Linked DNA regions of Mus musculus: region 2 is linked to region 1. A link is a loop called in an ENCODE intact Hi-C map of the cell type or tissue named here. Cell type or tissue: left cerebral cortex. All regions are shown on one strand. Links, peaks and the distances in the headings refer to the core of each region. The heading gives the core; the rest is flanking DNA.

Region 1 (12,684 bases), core at 1,556-9,555:
TGTGGCATCAGATATTCATGGTTCTGCATCTATTTACCCTTAAAGCAATGATACGATGCTAAACCCTTTAATTCAGTGTAGATAAAACTCATTAAAGTTTCAAAGGAGGTTTGAGCTCAAGCCCACATTAGTTATGTGGGGATTCAAACGGCTCCAGAGGGCTACGCTTATTACAGGACTATGCTCTAGGGAGTATTTCCCCGGGGCCACACTTCGAGGTGAACTAAGCAAGACCTTTATAAACATGTGGTTTAATTCTCAGTGTATTGTTAGCTTCAAGAAGGCTAACTGTGACACAGAGTCAGCCTACTAATTGAAATCTGAACTGACTATACGATGAACAGATTTTAAGTTTTATTTCTTATTGTAAGATGTTTCTTGAGGTGTCTGTGGGCTTTGTGGGTTCTTTTCTTTAGCAAGGCTCTGAAAGAAGCAAGCAGGCTGCTGAGTTACATTAATTGAATGTACCCAAGCTTTAGAGAGCTTACAGTGTAATGGAAGAGTAGGGTGACAGATAGACCTTCAGGTATCTTGTCATTGGCACCCCCCATCTGGTGAAATTCTATAAAATATTATTTATACACTTCTAAAATACCCTTAAAGTTGTCAAGGGCCTGGGTACTTATTTCTGGTCTTCCTCACGTGTTTAGGAGGTCCTAACAGAATGGCTGTTCACGCTTATTTCTTTTACCGCTCCCCAGCACCTGTCCTTGAACGTGGGGCTGTCTTCTCTTTCAGCTCCTTGACGGCAGCGGCAGTTTCACACTGGAACTGGAGGAGGACGAGATATTTACGCTCACCACTCTGACCACAGGTCGCAAAGGCAGCTACCCTCCCCCTCCCAGCTCGAAGCCCTTCCCAACCAACTACAAGGATGATTTCAATGTTGGTAAGCAGTCTTAGCCAGGCGCGACCTGTCATCCACCTTCTGTAGACGTAGGGCAGGGCTTCTTCTTGTCAGACTGGACGGAGAGTAGCCCTTGGAGCAGTGGCTCTCAGCCTTCCTGATGCTGCAATGCTTTAATCCAGTTCCTCATGCTGTGGTGACCCCCAACCACGACATTATTTTCATGGCTACTTCATAACTGTAATTTTGCTACTGCTATGAATTATAATACAAATATCTGATAAATAGGATGTCCAGTTTGTTTGAAACCCCAGAGGGGTCGCGACCCACAGGTTGAGAAGCACTGCTTCCGCGTTTTATTTGGTTCAAAGGTAGCTAGTGTTTCTAGTTCTTTGATGTGGATTTTTGTTTTTCAGTTCCAGAAGAAATGCAGAAGTCATTGTGAGAATGAAAGTTATAATTCTAAGTTGTTCTGGGTGAAACTTAGGGTGTATAGCTAGGTGCTGCCGTCCTGGAGGCATGTGGAGGCTAAACCACCTTATGTATCTTAGTACGAGGGACTTGAGTGCCTAACACAGTTATGATGTAATGAGGGGCTCCAACTCATTGTTTACTGGGGGGTTATAGTCTAGCTCTCAGGTCTTTAGGGGGATCTGCTGTAAAGTGATTAGAAAAGCCTTGATGGGTAGGTAACTGGGGGAAACCATATGAAAACAGAAGGCATGCGCATTGTGTTTGCATCTCAGAGGACCCAGCAAGAACAGCATTTGGTGGGATTGAAGGTTTCAGAGAAGAGTCAGGTAGCTCTGTTCTTGCTGGGTCCTCAGAGTTGACAACTGTAGAAAAGCAGCACGCAGAGGATTAGCATTGCCAGTGTGACGTACCGTACCCCGTGCAGGGGCCAGCCCCGCTTGTTGCACCCAACAAGGGGACTCTGCCACTCACTGCTGGCTCTCGCAGTCCATGACAGGACATGAACTTTCAGCTGATTGGCTCTAGTACAGGCATCTGGTCAATTATTTGGATATATTTCCAAATACATCACACACACACACACACACACACCCTAAACTTTGTTTCTAAGTATTATGTTTTATAAATTAGTCAAGTATTTCACAGTGTATCACCGATATCAGAAAGGAGAGATCTGGTAAGGGCTTGCTAATCAGCCGCTGAGATACTAAGTGGAGGACTTACTTTTTGTGTTCTGAACAGAGTACCCACTTTTTAGTGAAGCTCCGAATTTTGCTGATCAGACTGGCGTGTTTGAGTACTACATGAATAATGAAGACCGTGAGCACCGCTTCACGCTGCGCCAAGTTCTCAACCAACGACCTATTACCTGGGCTGCAGACGCTTCCAGCACAATCAGTGTTATAGGCGATCACCACTGGTGTGTGAGAGATGCCCTCAGTGTATACGCTTGCGATTTGGGGTACATTCTGAGTGAAGGGATTCCAATAGGCCGTCTCCTGTCAAGAACCTAATAGGTGGTGGGTCAGAATTATGTGACCTCAAGTGATCAAATTAGCTTCCATGTCCTCCCTTTAGATTATGCCAGTTTGAAGATAATTGCGGTCAGAGAAATCCAACTTTAATGGGAAAATTGAGGATTTCTGGACCTGATTATAGGTTAATATTTATTTGCAGGCTTTGTGAAGTGTTTTACCAGATTTGATTTGTTAAGCTGGTGTTGCCACCTGCTGGACAAACAGTAGAATTACACTGCCTTAGCTGGTGTAGGGTGCCTGACAAATACAGAGGTAGATGCTTGCAGCCAACCACAGGGTCCCTAATGGAGGAGTTAGAGAAAGGATCCAAGGAGCTGAAGGGTTTGCAGCCCCAAATGAGGAACAACAATATGAACTAACCAGTACCCCCAGAGCTCCCAGGGACTAAACCACCAACCAAAGAGTACACATGGTGGGACTCATGGCTCTAGCTGCATATGTAGCAGAGGATGGCCTAGTCGGTCATCAATGGGAGGAGAGGCCCTTGGTCCTGTGAAGGTTCTATGCCCCATTGTAGGGGAATGCCTGGGCCAGGAAGCTGGAGTGGGTGGGTTGGGGAGCAGGGGGTAGGGGAAGGGGCTAGGGGGTTTTTGGAGGGGAAACCAGGAAAGGGGATAACATTTGAAATGTAAATAAAGAAAATACCTAATTAAAAAAGAAAGAAAATAAATTTAAAGACATATGCCAAAAAAAAAGGGAGAAGCTAAGGAAAGATTGTCCCAATGGTCCCCCATATGCAATATTGCTCGTGTGTAAAAGTCTATAATTATAAAAAAGTTTGAAGTTTTATTCCAAAATCAAACTGAGGATGCCAAGTGGACTTTTTCTATAGTAGGATGAAAACGATGGTTGCTTTGAATGAATGGCATGAGACAATGAACATACTTTGCATTGTTAGCAGAAGTGTTAAGGATATAGATCTACACTGAGAGGAAAGTGCACAGAGATGGTGGCTGCTTCAGCTTGTATTTGAAATGTCCCCTACAAGGTGCCTAGTCTGTTTATGGAAGTAATGGAGCGTTTGGAAAGTGATGTATTGCTGAATGGGTGGCCTCTGTTTTGGGTTGTAGCTTTTTTCCCCTCTTTATCCATGTGAGAAGCCATTGCCACCAGGGAGTCTCTCCACAAAGGCTTTCCTACATCAATGGGCTGAAGTCTGTCTGAAACTTTCTGCCAAAATACAGTTTTTCTCCTTTAAAAAAAATTAAGTAGACAAGCTTTACTTTTTTTTTTATTACTTTTATTTTTTTTTTTTACAGTCCACTTGTTATCTCCTCCCTGTCTACCGTCCCACAGTTCCTCATCTCATTCCTCCTTCTGCTCCTTGTCTCCAAGAAGATGGTTTCTCCCCCCTTCCCCTACCCCAGGCCTCCCCACTTCCTGGGGCCTCAAATCTCTTGAGGGTTAGGCATGTCTTCTCTCACTGAGTCCATACCTGGCACTCCTCGGCTGTATATGTGTTGGGGGCCTCATATCAGCTCCTGTATGCTGCCTTTTTGGTGGCTCAGTGTCTGAGAGATCCTAGGGGTCTGGGTTAGGTGAGACTGCTGGTCTTCCTATTGGGTCACCCTCCTCCTCAGCTTCTTCCAGCCTTTCCCTAATTCAGCCACAGGGCTCCCTGACATCACTCCAGTGGTTGGGTGTAAGTATCTGCTTCTGTCTCAGTCAGCCGCTTGTTGGGCCTCTCTTGGAGGGCTGCCATGCTAGGCTCCTGTCTGTGAGCTCACCATAGCATCAGTAATAGTGTCAGGCCTTGGAGCCTCCCTTGAGATGGATCCCAAGTTGGACCTCCTTACCCTCAGGCTCTTCTCCATTTTTGTCCCTGTGGTTCTTTTAGACAGGAACAATTCTGGGTCAGAGTTTCTGCGTGTGGGATGGCAACCCCATCCCTCTATTTGATGCCCTGCCTTTCTGCTGGAGGTGGAAGTTCCCTCTCCCCACTGTTGGGTATTTCCAGCATGCTTTTCTGCTCAGGGCACCCAGAAACTCCCCTGCACTAACACCTTTTTGCCTAATTTCCATGTGATTTGGTGTTTTGGGTTTATCCTGTTTTATATTCGAATGTTATATCCTCTATTCCAGCAGCGAGATTTGTTCAGAGAGCCACAGAGACACCATGCCTGCGACTGTGGGCTGGTGAGGGAAGTGGTCAACCCCTGATGGCAGATGCATCATGCTCAACTTGTAGATTGGGAAAGGGAGTTCTGCAATGAGATAACACCCACGATTCCATTACCCACACTTCCATTACCCACACTTCCATTACCCACAATTCCATTCCATGTAAATGGCAGAACTGGGACCTGGCCTGTGTCTGCCGGAAGCCTTGCTTTAATCGGCCAGTCTTCTTCCTCAGAGGGAGACAGGGAAAGATCAGTTGTGTGCAGCGCTGCTTTAGTAAGGCAGTCAGGCCTCAGCACTGCTGTGTGTGCCTCAGAGCCCTGCCTCAGCCCTAGATCCTGATGAGAACCAGTATGGTAATTTGAGCAGGAAGGACGGGCTTTGCTGAAGAGATATGTAAAGAGATTTCTGTCTCTTTGTAAGCTTTGGTTGTGATCTGAAGATCTCCACAAAATAACCTCCTCTTGCTCACAGCTGAATTCTCTATTACATGTGTGTTCTCTCTCTCCCTCTCTCTCCCCCACTCCTATAAGATAGGGTTCAGCTGTACACAATTCTCTTAAGAAACTTTGAGGAACGTAAAGGAGACGTAAGGATCCATTATCCCCCTGCCTCATGTCCAGAACAGATGTCTTGGTGTCCTTGTCTTACTTTAGATAAATTGTAGGATTTGTTACTTGACAGGATGTGCATGCCTTCCCTATTTGCGGTTACATGCTGAGTATGAAGTGGTTGCTTACAGGGAGTGATAGTATTGTCTCAGGAGGAAAGGGCTGTACCCGGGAACATCTTTAAGCGGAAAGCAGCCGGGAGGAGAGCTTACTGTAAAGGCTGTGGTGGTTCCTGTGTGGCAGACCATCCCTGTGGACCAGTGAACCTATGCACAGTGCTTTACTGCGTCTGTAAAGGTATCAGGCAGACAGCCTGTGCAGTGTAACACACTTCTCAAAATGAGGTTTGTGCACCAGCATCCTCAGATCATCTGGGAAGTTGAGATGGGAATATTCAGGGCCCACCTCAGACTTAGTGAATTAGGCGCTGGGGGACGGCGCCATCAGGCTGGGTTACCCAGCATCCCATTAGATTCCAGAGGTCTTGCTGCAGAATCAGAACAAAATACTATCTTCACATGTTTTGAATTTATTTTTTATGAATATGGGTGTTTTTCCCTCATGTATGTGTCTGTATGCCATGTGTGTGCAGACCTGGCAGAGTCCATACAAGGCAGCAGATCTCCTGAAACTGGAGTTTTAGGCCATTGTAAGGCTCCTCGAGTGCTGGGAATCAAACCAGGGTCCTCTGGAAAGGCAGTCAGTGCCCTTAACTTCGGAGTCTTAGCTGTAGCCTCCAAACTGACTGTCATGTTAGAGTCAGAATTGAGTTAGATCTTTATTCAGGCATTTTTAAATCTTGATAGGTATAAATTATACTCTAGTCTCAAAGTAGCCTGAGTTCTGCAACTATCTCTTTATGGCCTGCATTTTCTCTGCTGGTGGAAATGTAAGTAAACCTTTCTGTTCACAGTCACTGAAAGCCACCTTTATGCAGCGTAGAAATGTTTCCTTTCAATGTCACACTTGCAGAATGACCAAGTGTTTTAGTATATCCAGACAAGAAACATGCTATTAAACATGCTTAAAGCTTATAAATATTGTCCAGCAACCCACTAAAAGAATCAACAAAGTTGATTAATTTAAGCTTGTTAAACTTAAAACAGTCATCAGTGTGCATTCTTGAAGCCCATCCTTGCTACGAGCTTAGGGTGTAGCGTGTCAGTCTCTCAACTGAAGACTGGAGGCTTGGCCATGCCGGTACTGGATCATAGCGTAGCTGACGAGGGTGATGTAACTGCCGCTTTCATTCTGCAGGACCAACATGACTGTGCAGTGCGATGTTTATATAGAGACCCCTCGGAGCGGCGGCGTATTCATTGCTGGAAGAGTGAATAAAGGTGGAATCTTGATTAGAAGTGCTACAGGAGTCTTTTTCTGGATTTTTGCAAATGGCTCTTACAGAGTCACAGCTGACCTGGGTAAATGACATGTTTTCACGTGTCACAACTTATTTTGAGCCTGTCTAAGTGTCTGTGTCTTCTGGGATGAATTTCAACATGTGCTGGCGAGTACTAAGCCGCTCAGAATCATAGCTATTTGATTTGTAAGGAAAAGGGCATCTCAGTAAATGAGAAAATAGCAGCAGAAAGGCCTTTAGGGCATTCGGGGCACGCAGTGATGTGAGGGGAAGGTTTGTGGAGAACCCGGTGAAGGGGTGACGGGAGAAGAGCACTCTGAGGAGACACTCAGACTAGAATGTTGGTGCTCATAGAAGTCAAAACAAGTGGAGCCTCTTCAGATGGAGAGCGCCTCTTCCCTAATATACGTGATACTTGGAAAGAGTTTGCCTCTCCTCACTGCCATGTCGCAGCAGCACCGGCCTGTGCAGAAAAGCTGCTGTGCAGGGCTGACACTGAGTTACGCCTAGCTCGCACGGCTGGAGTGACAAAGCCCCTGTGGTGGTAACTTCTTGATTCTCGGCCTCTTGACTTACTCCTGTATTAGTCTAATCCCCTCCCCTGCAAACCAATCTGTCCTATAGTTTTCTGCTCTTTGCCCCAGCCCTGTTAAGTAAAGGATTAAGGAGGTGACAGGTGGTAAGGATGCTACCCGTCCAGGACGTACCTCACTGAGTTTTTGATCCAAAGCAGAGCCAGAGACGTGAATTGATTTTCCCTGAAACCCCAAAACATGTCAGTGGTGGAATCGGAACTCGGGATTTCAGTCTGCAGCTCAGTCCCCATTGTTGTAGTTTTAAATCACCTGTTTGGTGTCCGCTCCTAGGTTTCTTCCAGCATCCAAATGTCATATGTGCAAAATTAGCTTATTCTCTGTCTATTTTAAGTCGACGCTGTTCATGTGAGCACATCCATTCACTGGCAGTCTTTTGCAGTCTTAGGCTGCTCCAACCAGATATAGGTTACCCATGGGCTTAGATGGTAATATAACAGACTGTAGTTAGTTTTAAGGTTTATCTCATTCATTCTGCTGTGAGTGTACATATTCCTGTGGTGTAGAATAGAATCTTAATACATGCTTGTGTAGTGTGTAGCTGAACGAGGGATTTTCCTTTTAAGTCAGTTGTAGATCTGGAAATGAAGGAGCATTGCTTCATTAACTAAGTATAGGTGCCACTTACAACCCTCCCTAGGTTGTTGATCCTACATAGGATTTAGGTCTTAAGAGTAAGCCAGTTGAGATATCCGTTTTGTGTTACAGGTGGATGGATAACGTATGCTTCAGGACATGCGGACGTTACAGCTAAACGATGGTACACACTCACCTTAGGCATTAAGGTGGGTCTTGCTGATGAGACAGGATGGAGATAAAATGTTTCTGTAACTTTCTAGAATTTTCTGTTATAAAACAAATGGAAGGATGTGACAAATGGTGAAAAGAGGGAGTCTGATGTGGAGTCGCCAGACATCCACCCATAGCATGGAGGTGTATGGCAGTGACTCTCATGGGAATCAGGAGTCTACTTTTCAGACCAGTGTTTCCTTTCTAACTTTGTTTTTGCCTTTTAAATTGAAGAGTGAGCAGTTAAGTCAACAAGTGAATTGTGGTTCTCAGTGTTCTTGAATCAAGAGTCTAAATACAACTTACAGGAGTATGCAGAGTCATGGAAACTTACTTCTGATCGTTTAGACTCATTGAAGTCTCAGCACAGTTTTCTACACTTTTATTATTAGAGGAGATACAGGAGAGTTCACAGGATGAGGGGAATCTGGCCAGCAGCAGCAGCAGCAGCATCCTTGGTTGATCATGAAGCAGATACTGAGTGTTTCCCAAAGGATGCTGTGCGATCTGCGATGTGTGCCTCTCCTGCAGCAGCCCCTTCCTGCTTCTGTTTAGGTTGTAAGCAGAAACTGAAATTGAGATTCAAAGAACAAATTTAAATTTGCTCTGTGTTCCCATCCAACCACTGAAAATGAGAATTCTCATTTTAAGTTGTTTATTAGTTAGAGTTGAGGACCGAGTTGGGATGTGAGGTAGTTTATTTGACCATACTCTTCCTAGTGCACATAATTTGCACCACTTCATAGCCACCCCTGCTGGGCATGCGTGGATTCTGTCCGGCTTGAGCTTGCACAGGTCTCATTTGTGGTGCAACAATTGTTGTGATTTCATATGTGTGTGTGTGTGTGTGTGTATGTGTGTGTATGTGTGTATCTCCCCTGCTATGTCCAGAGAACAGTTTTCCTTATAGTCACCCACTGCCTCTGGCTCTTATAATCCCTCTGCCCCCTCTTCCACCCATGATCCATGAGCCTTGGGAAGACCAGATGTGATATAGCATCCTATTTATGGTAGACCATTTAGAAGTCTCTCATTCTCTGCACCTAGACCAATTTGGGTCTTCGTGTTAATCACCATCTGCTGCAAAAGGAGGCTTCTCTGATGATGGTTGAAAGATGCATTAATCTATATATGGCTCTGGGCTTAAGTCATTAAAGGTTGGCTTAATATTATGTGTGCTGACTGGAATGATAGCAGGGGCGGGATCTCTCCTGGATCCTAAGACTTGTCTAGCCAAAATTTCTTGGCCCTGATGATGGTGCCAGGTAGGTAAGAGAGAAACATTGAAAGGTCTGTTCCTAGGTCCAGTTCTGCCACTAACGGATTTTTGAGACTGGGCAAATCAGTTAACTTCTTCCACCCTATGATGTAGCTTCAAGATCAGCCATGCTGTATGAGGAGTTGATTCTCAGGGCTGGGGAAACATTTTACTTGGAGAAGCCAGGCAGGAGGTAGATGGGCTTTGTGGTCCATGTGGTCTGTGCTGTACCTCTTCACCTCTGCTGTTAGTGTGAGAGAGCCATGGGAGAGAGCCATGGGAGAGAGCCATGGGAGACGAGATGAAAGATTAGTGTGCCTGCATTCCAGTGAAAGTGCACTGCAGAAGTAGGTGCTTGGCCCCGAGGCCACTGTTTGCTTGAGCTTTGTTCCAACTCAGTAACTTGGACGTGAGTGCACACATCATTATGAAGAAGTTTGGGGTCGTGTGATAAAATAGCCCCCTGCTCTGCCTCTCTAACTGGGGAAGTTAGAGAACTGAGTGATGGTTGAGTGTAGATGTAAATGGGGCAGAGAGCAAGCTGGGTATGAAAGGCTGCTGGTCTGGCCTTGTGAGAGGAGCACCTGGGGCTCCAGGCTGCCTGGAGCCTGGGGTGTGGGCCCAGGAGGCAGTGTGGCCCCATGGGATAAACTATGTTTAACATGGTGTGTGTGTGTGTGTGTGTGTGTGTGTGTGTGTGTCCGTGTCCATGTGTGTGTGTGTGTGTGTCCGTGTGTGTGTCCGTGTGTGTGTCCGTGTGTCCATTGATGACCCGGTGCTGACAGTTACTGCCCTAGAAGTGGCAGAGGATGTCCAGGAAGTGCTGTGAGACGGAGACAACTGGGCAGGTGTGTAGTCAGGGGCACTGGCTTCACATTGGGCATTAGGTGGCTTGGATTCAGTTCCTGGCTCCTCTGGGAAATCTTTGACATGGAATTTTAATCAGCCCAGGCCTCAGTGTCTTCATCTGTAAAATTAAAGAGCACTGTACTATCATTTTGAGACTGAAGATTTGTGTTGGGTTTTGGCCTGATAAAGACTCTCTAGGTCTTTATCTTTTGAAAGTAGCCTGTTTTATATGGCTAGCTGCAGACTTGGTGTACTTTTGAGTGTGTGCTCACAGTGTACTACAGCAGTGGTAATAAAGGTTGAAATTTAGTTTACTGTGTGCCAGCCAGATAGCGAGGGCAACGTAATGGCCACTTGCTGAGAAAGACATACTTGATTTCTTTCCATCATTACGAGTCAATCACACTTCATACACACTTCCCTCTTCTTTCCACTTTGCCCCATTTTTCTGCTTAACCCATGGCTACTGCTCTTCTGACCTAAGGGGAGGCGTTCCATATGGCTCTGTAGTAACATGCTCCTCATGGGGACAAAGAGAGTAAATTCAAGGCTAACTCCTGACTGAGTGCACAGTCCTTAATTAGACCTTACACACATAGCAGTTTGTAGCAGGCATTTGGGCTCCAGCAAACTCTGGAGGAATCTCTCCACTTAGTCAATGTACCAGTATGTGCAACTACTGAGTTATTTTAATGGACTTTTGTCTGAAGTTTCATAATACTATAAAATATTATGGGCATATTTTTGTGTTTTGATTTTGGATAGAACATCAGGAAATACTGAGATCTCATGCATTTGGGCAACTCTTTTTTTTTTTTTTTTTTTTGGTTTTTCGAGACAGGGTTTCTCTGTGTAGCCCTGGCTGTCCTGGAACTCACTCTGTAGACCAGGCTGGCCTCGAACTCAGAAATCCACCTGCCTCTGCCTCCCGAGTGCTGGAATTAAAGGTGTGGGCTACCACGCCTGGCTGCATTTGGGCAACACTTTAAACAGAGGTACTTCTTTCAGAAAAAAAAAAAGTTGCTGAAAATTTGTTTTCAGGCTTTTGCTGAAACACCTGCAATTGTATTTTACAGCTCTAGGCCTTCGATGAGGGAGACAAGGCATTTGTCCCACTAAGTAGCTGAGGCATATTCTTAAATAGACTTCAGAGCATTATTTCCATTTTCAAGGGATACATTTCTTTCTCCTGCAGGGTTATTTCGCCTTTGGTATGTTGAACGGCACGATCCTATGGAAAAACGTCCGTGTGAAATACCCAGGGCATGGCTGGGCTGCGATCGGAACACACACCTTCGAGTTTGCGCAGTTTGACAACTTTCGCGTGGAAGCTGCTCGCTAGTCCACACGGGGCGTCAAGACATGATTTGGATTTTCTATTTTTGATTTTGGTTCAGGGCGAATTCTGATTTTGATGGATCTATATATGAGCCTTTGAGGCTAACGATAATGAGGAGTAAATAGGGGACATGGTGCATTTTTGCTGGATCCTGTGAAAGGTTTATTTAGAGCCGATTCCAGAGGGGATGCAGGTAGTCTTTGACACTCTCTGTGGTAGCTCTCAAGGCCCACGGTTGTTCAGTCCCATCCTTCAGGGGTGCTTGGGCGGGTTCTGCCCTTGCAGCCTTCGCACTAATACCAAGGTAGCTCATTCCACATTGTTTGTAAATGATCGTGCAGGCAACTGGGGCCACAGAGGAGCTTTTGTGAGCCTAGCCACACGCCTCAGTCAAGGCTTCCTTAGAAGATGGTGATGCTCAAGGGGAAACTGATGAGCACTACAGCGAGTACTTCACTGTGCAGTCGTCTCTCCCTCTCCCTCCATCTCCCCTCCCCTCACCCATGCCCTCCCCCCCCCCCCCAGGATGATACTTTTGGAGTTGTGTGAGATGATGGTGGGATGATTTGACAATTACCTCATTAATAAACTAACACTGAAGCCATTTCTGCAGTAATAAAAAACAACCAGATTAACTGGGTTGTTTGTACTTTTTAACGATCTTACATCCAACTTTTAGATGTTATCACCCTTATAACCGCCTTGAGCACATTTCCCCCATATAAGCTGGTGCCGTAGGCGAATCTAACTGCTTCCCTGTTCATTTCTTGTGCCTTTTGCAGTGAGTCCTCACAAGGGGCTCTGAACGCAGCCCAGCACCGGTGAATGCCTTCATCTGTCAATGTGTGGCAGGAGGGACCGCCGAGGGTTTAACTAGCTCACAGATTTGGATCATCTCCTGATGTTTTTGGATAGATGCACTTAATATATTCCCAGGGTTTAGATTTAAATGTTGCTAAGCATGTTTCTCATTAGTATGATTTATGTAACATTAATGTAACTCTTAGAAACAGACCAGTTCTCCATGTGGGTAAAGTGAACTCTGGAATTCTTTATAAGGAAAACTTACTCATTGACATAACGCTGCTCCATGGGAATTGGTAGTGCTCCAGCGAGGCAGAAGTACAGTGAGGTCTGTATTACTTCCGAAAACTTGAAACCAAGGCTAAATGATTTACTGTTTAGATTTTAAATTATTTTTGAAAAATAACATACAAGTGTAATTTATATGTCTTAAAATATTCTCATTTTAAGTGTCTAGTTTGTTTTAATAATTTTGTAAACATTCCCTGTAACCCACACTCCAATGAAGCTACTGAATATTTGCATCACTCCAGAAAGTTCTCTGCTATACCTGTGCAATCCATTCCGCTCACTCCTAATTTCAAGCAACAGTGATGTCTCTG
Region 2 (12,684 bases), core at 2,372-10,371, 410 kb before region 1:
AAAAATGTCACTAGGTATTGCCAAAGGTTGCCTGAGGAGGAAACTACATCCCATTTGAGAACCTCTGTAGTCACAGAAAGCATACTGGATTCCGAGCCAGATTTGCTGAACTTTGAGCGTCTAGATATTATGGTTGGTTTTTATGGCACCCTAGTGAAAGTTAGAACCTCCAGAATAGGGAGGCTTTCCGGATTTCCTTAAATGATTTGGAAGGGGCTGGGGAGATGGCTCAGCGGGTAAGAGTACTGACTGCTCTTCCAGAGGTCCTGAGATGTTGGCTCACAACCATCTGTAATGGGATCTGATGTCCTCTTCTGGTATATCTGAAGAGAGCAATGGTGTACTCATATGCATTAAATAAATAAATAAATAAATAAATAAATAAATAAATAGATAAATTTTGATTTTGAAGACCCACTCTGATTGAAGGTGTTATCATCTACTAGCAGTCCAGATGTAAACGGTCATGGCTGAAATTCACCTCTTCTGGCTTGTCCTTTCCTCAAGTTGCTTTCTTCTGCTGCTGTGGTTGAATCCTTCCACACCAGAATCAGTTCTTTTTAGTTTTCTATCAGGATCTAAGGTTCAGCAGCTCTCTCTTTCAGGTTTTTTTTTCACCAGATCAGGACAGCTGAGGCATCCAGCCTTGTGGACAGAGCAACTATGCCAGCCTCCCCAGTGAGAGATGGGCACCATGGGGTGGGGGTGGGGGTGGGGGAGTTACTCTGACTACAGAGGCACTCAAGGATGAAGAAACTACTGAGTTCTCAGCCTCTCAGCTGTAATTCAGCTGTATTTGCTATTTGTAAGCTGACTTAATAAGTACACACACACACACACACACACACACACACACACACACACACACATCCTGTTGGGTTCTGCTCGTTTATAGAACTCTGTGGACAGTGCTATCTCTAGGCAGCTCATATAGAGGAATTTCAATCCAGCAACATGGCTACTCTGGCTGGAATAGACACACCTTGAGTACACCCCTTTAATCCCAAGCAATAAAAGTAAGGTTAGTTTACAGAAGGAAGGAGCATGTTTGAAAGGGCAGGTCAGTGAGTCAGTGTAGTTAAATTCAGTCAGTTGGGGTCAGTGCAGTGAGCGTGGTGAAGTGGATTGGAGTTCATTCGTGAGTTTATGCAGTTCAGTGCAGGTCCACAGAGGCAGGTAAAGCCAGAGAAGGATCAAGAAGATTAGAATAAATTGCCAGAGTTAGTTTGAAGCCAAACAGAGCAATTCAGTGAGAAGCTGAGAGAAGCCAGTTTGAATCAGTCATCTTGGTGAGGGAGGAGTTTGAGCCAGAATAGCTGAGTTAAACCAGCCATCTGGAGTTCAGAAAGACCTAGCAAGGGTGAGTTTATCCAGCAGTTAGCCTCCAAGAGTACAACTACATTAGATGAATAAAAAATATTTTGTAATATGGCTTTGGATTGTGTAGAAAAGCAAATTGAGCAAGCCTTGAGGAGCAAGCTAGTAAGTAGTGTTCCTCCAGGGTCAGCTTCTAGGTTCCTGCCTTGAATTCCTGTCCTGACTTCCCTTCATGATACACTGTAAATTGTAAGTTGAAATAAACCATTTTATCCCTAAGTTGTTTTTGGTGGAGGTGTTTTATCATAGCAATAGAAATAAGATAGCTAGGATAGCTTACAAGTTTGATCATGAATTAAATTTTAAGCCGGGCTGAGCCACAGGTCCCTGTTTATGTAAATGAAAGGGATGCTGGAAATCGTGCATATAAAAGTGTTATGATATGGACATTGCCTGTCCAAGAAAATGTGGTACTCTGCATGTGTCAGGGTTTTCTTTTCTAAGACTTCTGTTTCAGAAGAGCCAAATATAAAGAGAGCTAGGCTTAAGGAAAGTAAATCAGAAATCCTATAACAATGAAAGGAGGGAAAAAAAAAACAGGAGTACTACTCAGCTATTAAAAACAATGAATTTATGAAATTCTTAGGCAAATGTATCTAGAGGTTATCATCCTGAGTGAGGTAACCCAATCACAAAAGAACACACATGATATGCACTCACTGATAAGTGGATATTAGCCTAGAAACTTAGAATACCCAAGATACAATTTGCAAAACACATGAAACTCAAGAAGAAAGACCAAAGTGTGGATACTTCGTTCCTCCTTAGAATGGGGAACAAAATACCCATGGAAGGAGTTACAGAGACAAAGTTTGGAGCTGAGACAGAAGGAAGGAAGGAAGGAAGGACCATCCAGAGACTGCCCTACCCGGGGATCGATCCCATAATCAGCCACCAAACGCAGACACTATTGCATATGTCAGCAAGATTTTGCTGACAGGACCCTAATATAGCTGTCTCTTGTTAGGCTATGTCAGTGTCTGGCAAATACAGAAGTGGATGCTCACAGTCATCTATTGGATGGAACACAGGGCCCCCAATGGAGGAGCTAGAGAAAGTTCCCAAGGAGCTAAAGGGGTCTGTAACCCTATAGGTGGAACAACAATATGAACTAACCAGTACCCTCAGAGCTCATGTCTCTAGCTGCATATGTAGCAGAAGATGGTCTAGTCATCCATCATTGGGAGGAGAGGCCCTTGGTCTTGCAAAGATGATATGCCCCAGTACAGGGTGGGTTGGGGAGGAGGGCAGGGAGAGGGTATTGGGGACTTTTGGGATAACATTTGAAATGTAAATGAAGAAAATATTTAATAAAAATTGTTTAAAATAAAAAAAAGAATTTTACTAGAAAAAAAAAAAACCCAAACAAACCAGAATCCAAGTTATGACAATGCCCAGAATACTGGTATGTTAAGACATAGGGAGGAGAGAAAATTGCACTTGAAATATGATGATTCTATGTCTCCAACAATAGTTTGGATGATACAGAGTAAGGGGACCAAGGGAGATTGCAGCTGTGGGCCAGAGGTCAAGAACATCTACTGCTCCTGCAGAGGATCCAAGCTCAGTTCCCAGCTACCACATCCAGCAGCTCACAATTAACTTCAGCTTCAGGGCATCTGATACCTTTGGCCTCCAATGACTCCTTCACTGATGTGTGTACACCCACACATACTCAGTTAAAAATAAAATCTTTTTTTTAAAAGACAGAATTGGGTAGTATGTAGAAAGCAGAAAATTTTATTCCTACTCATTGTTACTTAAAATTCTAAGATTCCCTAAGGCATTCATTACACCATTAGCAACTTAAAAATCCACCTTGCTTGTAATACTGTGCATAATAGGCCTCCAGTAAGCATTTGCTGAGTTTGACGAGAGCTGAAATTTAGAGGGCAAACTGAAGAAGGCAACACAATGATTTGGGTCACTAGAAAGACATGCGAGCTCCTCTTATCAAAGCAGATAAAAATATAAAAATATTCTGCCCTGGGTCCTTTGGGTATATATTATGGCTTCCATTTTTGTGGGTATTTTTTTTAAATATGGAATTCCTGTGTGTGTGAACATGTATATCTCTACATGTATTTTTTTTATTATTATGGTTTTTCTTTGGCTAATTTTCTTGTTTTTGTATTATTCTCATTTGTTCGTTTTTGATTTGTTTTATTGTTTTTGGTTTTTTGTTTTTGTTTTTTTTTTTTGTTTTTGTTTTTGTTTTTTCGAGACAGGGTTTCTCTGTATAGCCCTGGCTGTCCTGGAACTCAATTTGTAGACCAGTCTGGCCTTGAAATTAGAAATTGTTGTGTCTGGCCAGTAGATCACAACCTGGGTTCTAGCCTGGAAAGGCATTTTGGAAACCTGGAGGAGAAGAGGGGCTGGGCTGCGCGAGATAAGGAAGGAACCAAGACAAAGCTCTCTGCTCAAGGTTCAATTTTTACTATTTCGGCACTCCGTTATAAAGGAAGGGGTAGGGGCCCAATTCCCGCCAAATAATCTTGGAGTCCAGTAGCAGGGTAATCACGTGATGGCTTCAGAACAGCAAGGCGGCAGGTTCCAGCAGTAGGCTTGGCAGAAAGATTGAGCGGGAAGCTCCACCCCTGAGCAAGCAGGTTTCAGGCTGGGGGAGGGGAGACTACAAGAAATCTGCCTGCCTCTGCCTCCTGAGTGCTGGGATCAAAGGCGTCGTGCGCCACCACGCCCAGCTGTTTTATTGTATTTTACTATTATTCTTTAGATGCCTGTTTTCCAACAAGAGACCAAAAGTCTATGTGAATCTGGATGGGAGAGGAGGCAAGGAAGAACTGGGAGGAGTAATGGAGAGGAAACTGTAATCAGAATATATTGTATGGAGAAACCTAGTTCCAATGAAAGTTAAAGCATACTCTACTTTGAAGTAGGAAAGAGGCTGGCTGGTTGGGGGAGGGCTGCAGATGGGAGAAGGCCTTGAAGTTAGCATTCCCTGGTGTTTGACTTTCTCTGAGAACCATCCTCGGTTTGGTGTTTCTCTTTAAAGCCTCAATGTTGTTCTGTCCTTTCAAGAATGAATGCAACAGGGTCAGTCAATTTCCAGTTCTGCAATGAACATATTACTGCAAGTGAAATTTAACTTGTTCTTGGGTTTCACTCTGTGTGTGTGAACAAGAGACAACACCTTTTCCCAGAGACAATTCAAGTCTTGACCACAGGCACATACATAGCTGGTCTGAACTTATTGCGGGGTTAAGCTCCCAAGAGACCTTTCCACTTGGGATCAGTACTAGTTATATTGACCTCTGGGAAGGAGACATGATTCTGAAGACCCTTTGCTGGATGTATCAGCATCACTCCACATTCAGAAATTACTTTAGTAGTAGATTGCTGTTATTCATATTCAGAAATTGACACATCCATGTTTAGGAAAAAAATATGATCCTCTTGAGTGAATTGTCCAGTGGAGGACAATGGTTTCATTGTGTATGTGTTGAAAAGATGCTCAAAATTATGATTTGGATTTGGTTTTGATATTATCTTAGGCCACTTTTTATCTTATTTCTTCTCTCTATTGAAAATGTGGCTTTTAATTTTCTGCTTTATTTTTTATTTGTGTGTGTCTATGTGTGTGTGTGACTGCACTTGTGTGTGTCTCCAGAGTCCAGATGAGGACTTGAGTCTCCTAGAACTAGAGTTTCAGGCAGTTGTGGTTCGTACTGGGCTCGAACTCCAACCCTTTGTAAGAGCAAGACATGCTTCTAACTACTGAGCCAATCAACTCCCCAGCCTGCTCTTCTCTTATTTTAATGGTTTAGTTAGATCTCTCTAGTTGTATGATTTCTAAGCCTCTGGGGTGGTAACATAAATAAAAACAATTATGTATAGACAGTCTGTACCATCTGACCTAATAAAACATGTAGTCTGTGTTCATTTTATTTTAATGCTTTATTATTGTACACTTAATTTCTATTTTGTAGCTAGTACATTTCACAGTACAGAATGCTCCTAAAATGGTGCTTACCTCTGGACGTGCCTAGAAGTGTCAGTGAAAATTATCCACTGAATGCAGAAAAGTGACACAAGAGACAAAAGGTCAAAGCTCTATCATTGCTTTTATTGAGTTATTATAAAATATTATTATGACATTTAACATTTTAAATAACACTGTATTTATTTATGTGTGCATATGTATATATGTATGTATGTCTGTGCACACATATCAGAGCATGTGTGTTGGAGTTAGAGGGCCAGCTTTCTCCTCCCACTGTTGGGCTATCAGGCTTGGTGGCAAGTGTCTTTGCCTGCTGAGCTTTCTCTCCTGACCATGAAGGTTTTATGTTATTTAGTTTTAGTGTTTTTTTTTTCTCCTAATGTGAATGAGTCTGTCTGTGCACCATGTGCATGCCTGGTGTCCATGGAGGCCAGAAGGCTTCAGATTCCTTGGGACTGATGTTTTAGATGGTTGTGAGCCGCCATGTGGGTGCTGGAATTTGAACCCAGTTCCTCTGGAAGAGCAGCCAGTGTTCTCAGCCACTAAGCCATCTCTCCAGCCCCTCTACTAACATATCTTAATTCTGAAGGTTCTAAAGGACAAAAAGAAGGAAAATCATGGACTCCTTTTGGATTATCCATCAGGGCCAAGTAAAAACATATAGAATGAAAAGATGCACGAGCACTCACTCTGTGTGTCCTCAAACATTTAGAATGAAAAGATGTGTGGGTGCTTTGTGTGGCCTCAGTTCTGTACAAAGTCCTTTACGTTTCAGTGACTGAAAACTTCTGGGGAATCTGAGCTCCCCCCAACCCCTTTAAGCCATTTCTCAACGTGATTCATTTAAAAGGCAAGGGACACAATGTAAGTTTAAAGTGTGTGGGTATTGATCTGAAATGGATTAATTCTCTGCTTGTCACTAGAGGGGGCTTTAGGAAAGGCTTAAGCGCCATCCGAGTGAGAAAAATCAGCAATGTGCAAGCAATATTAACCCACAGGTCTCTTACCCAGGGACTGTAAGGTGCAAGCACTGTAAGAAATGACTCTTGGCGGGCTGGTGAGATGGCTCAGTGGGTAAGAGCACCCGACTGCTCTCTTCCGAAGGTCCAGAGTTCAAATCCCAGCAACCACATGGTGGCTCACAACCATCTGTAACAAGATCTGATGTCCTCTTCTGGAGTGTCTGAAGACAGCTGCAGTGTACTTACATATAATAAATAAATAAATCTTTAAAAAAAAAAAGAAATGACTCTTGGGTTGGGTTGTTTCAGTTATAGTTAAAGGCAGAAGGAGAGCTTCTCTTTCAAGGGCAGGGTAAGCTTAGGCTATGATCTAAAAGTCCTCATAAAAACAATCTCCATCATTGTCAACCTATAATTTGATTTTTCTTAATTTTATTGTTTAAAGCAAGAGACAGTAGGAATGTCTATAATTCTTTGTGAAGTAATATGCGTCTAATGGGAATACGGGTATACAAACAGTGATAATAAGATCTACTGACCTCAAGTGATCATTCTGACTTATCTTAAGCAATAGAGAACACTGATCCCCGAACATAAACAGACTCTTGTCCCTGACCACTCTCATGAGCTATGAAACCACATAGGGTTTTATGTATTTTTGTGGTATTAGATATTGAACATCGTACTTCAGGGTCTTATGTTTTCTAGACAAGCAAGCTCTCTATTGCTAAGATATACCTGGCCCTTAGTTTTTGTTTATTTGTTTCGAGACACGGTTTCTCCAAATTGGCTTTTAGCTCATGATATTTTTTTGGGCCTTTACCTTCTGAGTTCTGAGATTACAGATTCAACCCACCACACATTGCAGCGGTTCTCAACCTGTGGGTTGTGACCCCTTTGGGGGGCATCAAAAAATAATTCATGGGGGTTGAATATCAGATTCCCTGAAGAGCTGGTGTTTACATTACAATTGATAACAGTAACAAAATAACAGTTATGAAGTAGCAATGAAATAATTTTATGGTTTGTGTGTGGGGGGGGGGGATGTCACCACAACATGAGGGACTATATTAACGCAGCATTAGGATGGTCGAGAAACACTGCCATAGTGCTTAGATTGCACTTTAAAATAGTTTTACTTTTATTTTATGTGTATGTTTGTGCACCGTGTAAGTTCAGTGTCTGTTCAGGCCAGAAGGGGATGATGTTGGATGCCCTGGAACTGGAGTTACAGACAGCTATGAGCCACCATATGGGTCCTCTGAGAGAATAGCTGATACTCCTCACTGCTGAGCCTCCTCTCCATCTCTCCCTACACATCTTAATATGCTTATCGCCACAATCCAGTTTTATGGCCCCATGTGTTTGAAAAGTGCACAAGACTGTATTTCAGTAGGCAGCTTGGCTGGCTTCTTGTTACCACATTTATTCACATTTTGACCTTTTGGTGAAGGCTGCCAAGATTTCAACATCAGGTCCACTGATAATTGTCACAGCCCTCCGTCTTTGTTTCTTCCCAGCTGTGTTCTTCAAATATTTTCATTCAATTAAGAGAACAAGTCTCTATGAAGATAACTCACTCATTTGTTGGTTACTAGGCAACATGTTCTTATAGTCTAGGAACATTTTATATACTCTTCTCCTGCCAATCAACTGTCACAATGAGTTAGAAGGATACCCAGCCTAAGGAGCCAATTATTTGTACTGAAGGCACTCACTCTCTGTTTATAGATGGCACTGCCCCTGAGAACAGATCATAACAACAACAACAACAACAACACACACAAAGAGAAAAACAAAAGTTACAACCAAGTTGTTCATCTAGCCAGATAATTCCACTTAAGAAAAGAATTTAGAGATTATATTTCTCATTCACTTGAACCAAATATCTTCCAAGAAGCAACTTAAGGGAAAAAGGGTTTATTCTGGTTCATGTGTTGAGAGGTGCAGTCTATTACAGCGAGAAAAGCATGGTGAGGTTCCTGGCAACTTGCAGCCCCGTCGATGGGAACTTGAGGCTGCTTGTCCATATCTTATTGCATGAAGAAACAGAGGGCTTGGGCTGGTACTGGACGGGCGATAACGCATAAGTCCTGTTCTGTGGAATTAGACCAGGCTATAACACATAAGTCCTGTTCTGTGGTTCTGTTTGCCAGCAAGGTTCCAAGTTCAAAAATTTATGCAACCTTCCCAAAACAATGTCCCCAGGAGGAGATCAGTTAGCTGATCAAACACATGAGCCTATGGGACCTATGGCCATTTTATATCCAAATGTAACAATTTGTTTAGAAGTAACTCCTTTAGAATGGTTAAGCAAACAAGCTTAGAGAGTGGAGGTGAGCGTGACCCTTGACCCCTCAGACATCATTCTGTCTCTTATTTGACTCAGTTTATTTTCTCTCTTGCCTTGCTGTAAACTCTTTTCTGTAAACAATTAGCATTTTTGAGGTTGGAGAGCTGTCTCAGCAGTTAAGAGCACTGACTCACAACCATCTGTAATGAGATTCTGACGCCCTCTTCCGAAGGTCCTGAGTTCAAATCCCAGCAACCGCATGGTGGCTCACAACGGTCTGTAATGAGATCTGGCACCCTATTCTGGTGTGTCTGAAGACAGCTACAGTGTACTTATATATAATTATAAATAAATCTTTGGGCTGGAGCAAGAGATCCTCAATTCCCAGCAACCACATAATGGTTTACAACCATCTGCACAGCTACAATGTATTCATATACATTAAATAAATAAATAAATAAATAAATATTAAAAAACAATTAGTATTCTTAATGCTTTGTGTTTTAAAGCAAAATCTAAATTATCCACCAGTATGAAATTGTCTTTTTGGGCTGGTACAATGACTCAGCAGGTAAGATCACCAACTGTTCATCCAAAGGTCCTGAATTCAATTCCCAGCAACCACATGGTGGCTCACAACCATCTGTAATGAGATCTGACGCCGTCTTCTGGTGTGTCTGAAGACAGCTACAGTGTGCTTATCTATAATAATAAATAAATCTTTGGGCCAGAGCAAGCAGAGAGTGAGTGGGGTTGACCGGAGAGAGCAGAGGTCCTAAATTCAATTCCCAACAACCACATGAAGGCTCACAACCACCTGTACAGCTACAGTGTACTCATATACATAAAATAAATAAATAAATCTTTAAAAAATAAGCTGTCTTTTCTAAGGTTTATTTTTATGTGTATGGATTTGTTTTACTGCATATATGTGTTATATGTGTAGCATATATATTTATACATGCATATCACATTCATGCCTGCTGCACATGGAAGTCAGAAGAGGCCCCCTGGGTGGGTTATTGCTGGTTGTGAAGCACCATTGCTGGGAACTGGACCTGGATCCGCTGGAAGAGCGCTCTTCACCACCAAGCCATCTCTCCAGTCCATAATTTCATTTTTAAAGAAGCTTTTGGAGGGGCTAGGAGGAAGCCAGAAAACACTAAATCAAAAGGATCCTGGAGAAGATAAATTGTGATCCTACAGACCTGGTTCCCTGGCTCCTGATTTAGTGCTTACTAAGTCTGTGAATGGGCAGCGAGACAAAGGATCCCAGTGTCTTGATTAATCATGCTCACTCCCTTAGCACATGCTCCCCAAATAGTAGAAAAGTGATGTTTATAAATACTCATGGCCACACAAAATGGAGAAGGTGAGTTTGCCTAAGTGTTTCACCTTAGACAAACCAGTCCTAAAAACTGTCATTGATAAATGAGATAAAATATAATTTAAAGTAACATTTTTCATTTGGAAACAGCATCTTACTATGTAGGATTGACTAGCCCCGGAACTTACTGTGTAGACCAGTCTGGCGCCAGACTCACAGAGATCCTTCTGCCTCTGCCTCCCAAACACCGGGGTTAAATATGTATGCCACCGTGCCTGTCCTAAAGACCTGGCCTCTGGGGCCTGGCAGAGGGCCAAGGAACTAACTCGCTAAGGCTCTAACAGTCTTCGGACAAGAACTACACAGACGAGGATAAACTGCAGAGCTCGCTCACACCCTGGCAAGGATACGCTCTGCTCTTTCCTGTTGACTGAGGTCCCCGATGAATGGAATCCTATCTGCTGACAGTGGTAACTTACTCAATAGAAAACCCCTCTCCTTCGGCTTCCTTCTCTTCTCTGTCTCACTTCTATTACCCTGCTGGACACCTAGCGAGATTTACTTTTCTCATGAATTACTGCACTTGAGTCTTCAACCAGGGTCAGCGTCAGGAGAGGGAAACTGTGACAAGCCAAGCTCTCTGTGAACCATGAATATGTGCTGTCCCTTCTGCCAGTCTCACGGGCATAATGGTGTTTTACAGGTGAAGAAACCAGGTCCTTCATTAAGCGCGGGCAGCCAATGGCAGCAGAGCCTGGTTCAAAGTAAGTTGATTCCAGTCTACGCTTAATGGTTGTAGACTGCCACTTGCCACTCTGGCAGGATCTCTGAAGGAATCCAACTCCTGATGATCCTTTTGAAGCAGCTAAAAGCTCTGAATGACTGGAGAGCATGTAAGAGGATCAGAGAGAATCCCATCGCGTTCTGAGGGAAATGTGATCCAAAGACCATGTGCCTCGTGCATAATTATTACAGAAGTAATACATGGCAGTGTTTCAGTTTATGGAAACCATTGATGTTACTTTTTCTCGCCTTTCCCATAAATAAATAAATAAATAAATAAATAAGCAAGCGAGCATATTTTTCCAGGGTGAAATAATTGTTTTTCATCTTAAGACAAGTGGCAGTCATTTTAGGTCAAGAGCAAAGGAATCAACTTAAGGGAGGGAGAGAAACTGGACTCCATGGCGCCCCCATGTCATGTCAGAGAATAACGCATGCTGCTCTTTAAAGAGTGAAGATTTAGGGGCTGGAGAGGACTCTGTGGTGAAGGGCACTTGCTGCTCTTGCGGAAGACCTGAGTCTGGTTTCTAGCACCCAAGTCAGACAGAATACAACTGCATGTAAATCTAGTTCTAAGGGATTGGAAGGCCTCTGGCTTCCACAGGCACCCATATTCACACACACATACACACACACACACACACACACACATACACACACACACACACACACACACACACACACACACACACACACACACAATTTAGGAGGAGTGGACACTGGTGTTCAGAGAACACTCTTAGTGCTAAGGAGTGTGTGTGTGTGGTCTGTGGTACACGAGGAAGGGGCATGCACTGAGAAACAAGAGCTTTACAGTGTCTGTTGCCCTGGCAACAAGGGCCGTGCAAAACACATTTCCTGTTCATATTTAAATTTTTTATTATGAAGCGACCTTCGAGGTTCTTTTACAGTTGGCTGAGTACAGGAAAGGTGTTTGTTGTGAGCACTTATACTGTTTGTCTGAAGAGTGTCTTCCCCCTTCGCTTCCAATAGGAGACCCATCTCGGATCCTTATGATATGGGCTCCCCTTTCTGTCCTTCCCAGGCCCTTCTTGTTCCCTATCCATTGATTATCACAGGAAGGGGCAGAGTCCTTGGTCTAGCAGAGCACTCCCAGCTAGATGGCTACAGGGACTGAGGTGCATTCAGGACCCTAGAGGCAAGCATCCCACTTCCCCAGAGTATCCACGTCCTTCTCGGCACATAATTGCTGCTGCTACTCCCTGAAGCTTCTCTTTATAACTAGGAGCTGTGAGTTCTGGGCTACTGACAGCTACCTTGCTCTGTGTGGGAAAGAGGGAGGAGAAGGAGAGGGGCAATGAGAAAGAGGATGAGAAAGAAGAGGAGGAAGAGGAGACAGCCTTAAACACATTATTTTACCCCTCCTCAACTATACCTCTGGCTGAGTGAGTTATGCCTCTGGCCCTGCCAGTTTTATGAGCTAATATATTTATTGCTGCCACTAGCAATAAGAGTCTCGAGAAAGCATTTAATATATAGGTAGTATGTCATGCTCTAAGACATCTTTTAATAGCATCATGTCTAGTGTAAATTTTCTCAAGTTGTTGTAAAAGCTAGCTGTTGGAGGCTGTTGGAGGCTGTTGGAGGCGGGCACTCACTGGCTGCTCTGTTACATCCCAGAGCATCATTTCTCTCACGTAAGGTTTTGTGACTTGGTATGCTATTGCTCAGTCACAGCATCACATGACTTTTGAGTCCCACCCATGAGAAAGCAAGCCTCTTTGCAGTTCTTTGGGTCCTCCCTGCATGAAGGCACAAATCTGCATTTGATATTAATACATCTTCAAGGCCTCTCTCTCAACTCCCCTGCTATTAAAGCTCCAAGCTCAGGCTCGGGCAGATAGGATTTCAGAGGATAATTTAGTTTTTCTTGTGCTTATTTAGGATAATTACCACTTTTCCCTTGATTAATTTTGAAGCATAATTGCTTTAAAAATTACAGTACACTTGAGCATCTGGG

What was found. Peaks named below come from ENCODE experiments on the same cell type or tissue, not always from the same donor. Only the 100,000 strongest peaks of a DNase experiment are listed, where the experiment ranks them.
Region 2: a loop joins it to region 1, with 2.8 times the contacts of the local background. A loop is called at or near these places in 3 of 42 quality-filtered maps.

Annotation. Positions count from the first base shown.
Region 1 is chr12:98,202,538-98,215,221 of GRCm38, reverse strand. It overlaps Galc (galactosylceramidase), which reads left to right. Exons shown (of 17, transcript NM_008079.4): 13 at 739-889; 14 at 2,063-2,240; 15 at 6,348-6,511; 16 at 7,752-7,828; 17 at 11,135-12,684. The coding sequence ends at 11,281. Among named protein-coding and RNA genes, the nearest start is that of Galc, 51 kb to the left of the region's middle. In left cerebral cortex, for the core only: a CTCF peak has its summit at 2,556 (motif pointing left); DNase peaks (open chromatin) are centred at 2,543 and 6,373.
Region 2 is chr12:98,614,768-98,627,451 of GRCm38, reverse strand. No RefSeq gene overlaps it. Among named protein-coding and RNA genes, the nearest start is that of Spata7, 7.0 kb to the left of the region's middle. In left cerebral cortex, for the core only: a CTCF peak has its summit at 6,265; a DNase peak (open chromatin) is centred at 6,304.